Regions from separate parts of the Homo sapiens genome. Here region 2 is linked to region 1. Evidence: chromatin loops called from intact Hi-C (ENCODE). Cell type or tissue: natural killer cell. All regions are shown on one strand.

Evidence for each region. A loop is a pair of places that touch in the nucleus more often than their neighbours do. Peaks named below come from ENCODE experiments on the same cell type or tissue, not always from the same donor. Only the 100,000 strongest peaks of a DNase experiment are listed, where the experiment ranks them.
Region 2: it touches region 1 in a loop (14-fold over the local background); 7 of 110 quality-filtered maps call a loop at or near these places.

The regions. Positions count from the first base shown.
Region 1 is chr1:9,489,883-9,492,382 of GRCh38, reverse strand. No RefSeq gene overlaps it. Among named protein-coding and RNA genes, the nearest start is that of SLC25A33, 48 kb to the left of the region's middle. In natural killer cell, CTCF peaks have their summits at 936 and 1,143 (motif pointing right); a DNase peak (open chromatin) is centred at 1,132.
Region 2 is chr1:9,141,296-9,143,795 of GRCh38, reverse strand. No RefSeq gene overlaps it. Among named protein-coding and RNA genes, the nearest start is that of MIR34A, 9.2 kb to the left of the region's middle. RefSeq lists an enhancer at 1,272-1,566. In natural killer cell, CTCF peaks have their summits at 1,166 and 1,366 (motif pointing left); a DNase peak (open chromatin) is centred at 1,365.

The DNA.
Region 1 (2,500 bases):
ACTCAGTTCATTAACACATGACCCTGTTCATGAACACAACTGCAATCCTAGGCCATGTGCCAATCTAAATTATGTGTTAACATAGAAAAGCCAGTTTTTTCAACAAATGAATTGCAAGTTAAAAAAAAAAAAAGGTAAACACAGAACCTAAAGATAAAAAGATTTAAATGGAAGATCAACCAATCTCAGTGGATCCTGATTCAAACTAACTTTAAAAAAAGAACAGCTGGGCGCAGTGGTTCACGCTGGTAATCCCAGCACTTTGGAAGGCCAAGGCAAGAGGATCTCTTGAGGGTAGGAGTTCAAAACCAGCCTGGGCAACACAGTGAGGCCCTACAAAAATTTTTTTAAAAGAACATTTTTGTCATTGATAAGACTGTTGATAATATGACACTGATAAGTGAGCGGTGTTGAAAAATTTATTTTAGGTGTGTATAATAACATTGTGGTGATGTTTAAGATACCTTATCTTTTATGCATGCACAAGTATTTACAGACGGAATAATATGTTATCTGGGATTGGCTTTAACATAGCACAGTTGGGGGTAGTGCATGCAGGTGAATATGAAATGAGAATGAGATTGGTCAAGGGCTTTTTTTTTTTTTTTTTTGAGATGGAGTCTTGCTCTGTCGCCCAGGCTGGAGTGCAGTGGCGTGATCTCGGCTCACTGCATCCTCTGCCTCTGGGATTTAAGCGATTCTCCTGCCTCAGCCTCCTGAGTAGCTGGGATTACAGGCGCCCGCCACCACGCCCGGCTAATTTTTTGTATTTTTAGTAGAGACGAGGTTTCGCCATGTTGGCCGGGCTGGTCTCGAACTCCTGACCTCAAGTGATCCACCCACCTCTGCCTCCCAAAGTGCTGGGATTACAGGCGTGAGCCACTGTGCCCGGACGAGTGTTGTTAATTGTTTGTGAGATTATTCTGTTTTTTAATGTTTGAAACTCTCCATAATATAATGTTCTTAACAATTAGAAAAGAGATTTTGCAGGGGCTGGGACTGACCTTATTTGAGTGTGAAGGGACCCACGTTATGAGAGGCACGCAGTGGGCTGGGAGAAAGTGCTGGACAAGTCACACTTGGTCCAGCTGCCAGCTGCCTCCAGATGCGGCTTTCTATGGCTCAGTGTCCGCCAGGGGGAGCCCGAGACCAAGCTAACCCACCCAGGACCGAGAAGCTGGGCAAGGGCTGAACCTGGGTGACCGGCTCTGAGATCTGCTGAGATTGCAAACGCCTTGGTGGGGGAAACTTTACACACAAACCTGAGACGTGCATGAGGCGAAGGCGAGGGCCAACTTTTGGGCCTCCCAAAGTTCTGTGATTACAGGCATGAGCCACCACACCCAGCCTTATTTTATTTTTTCAGATGGGGTCTTTCTCTGCTGCCCAGGCTGGAGTGCAGTGGCACGATCATAGCTCACTGCAGCCTTGAACTCCTGGCATCAAGTGATCTTCCTGTCTCACCTCCCAAAATGCTGTGGTTACAGGCATGAACCACCGTGCCCAGCCGTGAGCAGACTTTGTTCCCTCCCATGCTGAAGCTGAGAGTATGATGGGGGCCCCTGGGCCTCCTGCCCTTTCCCTTGGCGAGCTTGGTCGAAAACACGGAAGTTGCAGATTGCTACGACAGTCTCTAGACTGCCTGATGAAACTGGCTCCTCGGAAAGCAGACTCTGAAGAGTTGGCTTCCACAGCACGGGTTCACATCCCACAATACACACATGTGTGCTGCCCATGTGCATGCCCCGGGAATCAGATCAGGGTGACGAGCCATTACAGTTCACACAGGCCTAACCCCCCACCTCAAAACATTGCTATGGGGACAGTAAAATGGATTGCATGGCCCATGGATTGGCAGTTCCTCAGAAAGCTGGACATGGAGTTACCATATGACCCAGAAATTCCACTTCTAGGTATATACCCAAGAGAATTGAGAACTATGTTGGCACAAAAACTTGCAGCTAGCAGCATTATTCATAATAGCCCCCAAGTGGAAACAACTCAAATATTCATCAACAAATAAATAAATGAAATGTGTAGATTTCTTTTCTTTTTTTTTTTTTGAGACGGAGTTTCGATCTTGTTGCCCAGGATAAAGTGCAATGGTGTGATTTCAGCTCACTGCCTCCCAGGTTCAAGTGATTCTCTTGCCACAGCGTCTCGGGTAGCTGGGATTACAGGTGTGCACCACCAGGTCCGACTAAGTTTTGTATTTTTAGTAGAGACGGGGTTTCACCATGTTGGTCAGGCTGGTCTTGAACTCCTGACCTCAGGTGATCTGCTCATCTTGGGCCTCCCAAAGTGCTGGGATTACAGGCGTGAGCCAACATGCCTGGTCTAGAATGTGTAGATTTTTAAAAACACACACAGTGAAATACTGTTCAGGCCGGGCGTGGTGGCTCATGCCTGTAATCCCGGCACTTTGGGAAGCCAAGGCACGTGGATCACTTAAGGTCAGGAGTTTGAGACCAGCCTGGCTAACATGGTAAAACCCCATCTC
Region 2 (2,500 bases), 350 kb after region 1:
CTGGGTGACAAAACGAGACTCCGTCTCAAAAAAAAAAAAAAAAAAAGAAATAAAAATAAAAAATGTTTAAAAAGCATATGGATGGGGAGGGGGGACAATTCAGCTCATAACAGGGATCCTTCTGGACACTCAGAACCAAGCTTTAATAGCTTGACAATGTCTTTCAGTCTGAAACACAGAGATGCTGCCAACCCAGGGCCTGCCCCTCCATCGCAGGAAGAGGCCACACCATGAGCCTCGTGCCAGCAAAATGTGGCTGTGGTTGCTTGCTCAAGGGCAAGGCTGATGGGTGTTACTTCACCCTGGCTTTCAGAGCCACAGGAAGAGGCTGTGCAGGGAATGGGAGTCAGCTGTTCCCCAATTCCTGTGGTGCCTGAGCAAAAGAACAGGAGTGAGAGCCCAGGGCTTGGGGCAGACATGGGCAAGACGCTCATGTGTGTGGGAATGGCTGCTGGAAGCCCGTGCGCGGTCACCAGGGGTCTGGGAGGCAGGGGCCACGCTGTGACAGTGGTTCCCAAACAGCCCAGGAGCTCTGTAAACCTTAAGGCTCTGAGCGCCCATATAGGGCAGGGCAAGCGTCTGTATCTTTAGAGGGCTCCCAGACAGGGTGCAGAAATGACTTGGGTCCCGAGATGATCACTGCAGTCGCTGATGGCTCTCTGGGGGTTCATATACTTTCGTATGTTTGAAATTTTTCATAACAAAAAGTTAAAAGGGAGGAAAAAAGGAAGGAAGGAGGGAGAGGGAGAAGGGAAGGAAGGATGGAAGACAGGAGGGAGGGAGGGAAGAAGGAAGGAGAGAGGGAAGGAAGGAAGAAAAGAAAGGAGGGATGGAAGGAAGGAAAGGAGGAAGGGAGGGAGGAGGGATGGAAGGAAGGAAAGGAGGAAGGGAGGGAGGAAGGAAGGAAGGAAAAAAGGAAGGAGCGGCTGAGCACAGTGCTCATGCCTATAATCTCAGCACTGTGGGAGGCCGAGGTAGGAGGATCACTGGAGGTCAGAAGTTCAAGACCAGCCCGGCCAACATGGTGAAACTCTGTCTCTACTAAAAATACAAAAATTAGCAGGTGTGGCACGCACCTGTAGTCCCAGCTACTCGGGAGGCTGAGGCAGGAGAATCGCTTGAATCCAGGAAGTGGAGGTTGCAGTGAGCTATCGCACCACTGCACCCCAGCCTGGCTGGGCGACAGAGCGAAAGAGTGAGACTGTCTCAAAAAAAAAAAAAAAAAAAAAAAAGGAAGGAGGGATGGAAGTAAGGAAAAAAAAAAGCTCCGGGAGGATTCTGATGCGAGCCCCTGTCAGGATGAAGGCGGGAGGGAGAAGCCCTAACCTGCCCAGGGCTTCCTGTGACTCGGGTGAAGCAGTGCCTCCTGGTGGTGAGAAGGCAGAACTACTGGTATAAACTGGTCGTAACGTGCAGACTGGGTGTGAATGTGGGGCCAGGACAATGTGTGTCGTGGGGTTGACTAGGGGGAAGCTAGGCAAGCCTTTGGAGCAGGCCCACAACTTTGGTTATACCACAAACCCCTTTGTCAGTCCAGTGAACTCTCTGGAGTCTCAGGATAAAGGCGTAAATTACATGGGATTACAAAGCTAACCAATCATAGTGAAATACAATGATTGAAATACTTGATAAAGCCAAATTTGGTATAGCGTGTAGATATGACAGTAGTAGTATGTCACAGTAGATAGCAGTAATGTGCCAATGGGAGTATTAGCACATTAAGTAATATCCAATAACAACTGGTCTAATAACTATAACTTAAAAAGTAGTGAGGAGAATTCATGATATTTTGCAACAACTCCAACATATAAAAAATCTGCAATTTATATTGTTAAAAGAATCATACGTACTACTAGAACAAACAACAAAAACCTCCCAAAGACCAGGCATGATGGCTCACACCTGTGGTCCCAGCACTTTGGGAGGCCGAGGCAGGAGGATCCCCTGAGCCCAGGAGTTCGAGGCTGCAGTGAGCTATGATCGCACCATTGCACTCCAGCTGGGGCAACAGAGCAAGACCCTGTCTCAAAACAAAGCAAACAAAACAAAACAACCTCTTGAAACTTATTGCCCATCTTTATTCATGAATAAAGAAAATGGGCGATTGCTATGAGAAGTCGGTAAAAACAAAGAAGTGCCTGGTCGCCCTGCAGGTGCTGGACCGCCAGCTGAGATCCTGCCTTAGAAAGGCAGCCAAAGGCCCACTGCACTTCCCTGTCATCTGGCTGCTCCATATTCCCACTATGTGTTCCACAAAGATTGATTGAGGGCCTACTGTGTGTGGCAGACACTGCACAATATAGACCAGATATCTGCCCTCAGCAAGCATGCATTCTACAGGGACAGATGATAAGCCAACAATACACAGAACATATTCTACCAGCTCATCTTTTTTTTTTTCTTTTTTTTTTTTTTTTTTTGAGACAGGCTCTCACTCTGTCACCCAGACTGGAGTGCGGTGGCAAACCACGGCTCACTGCAGCCTTGACTGCCCAGGCTC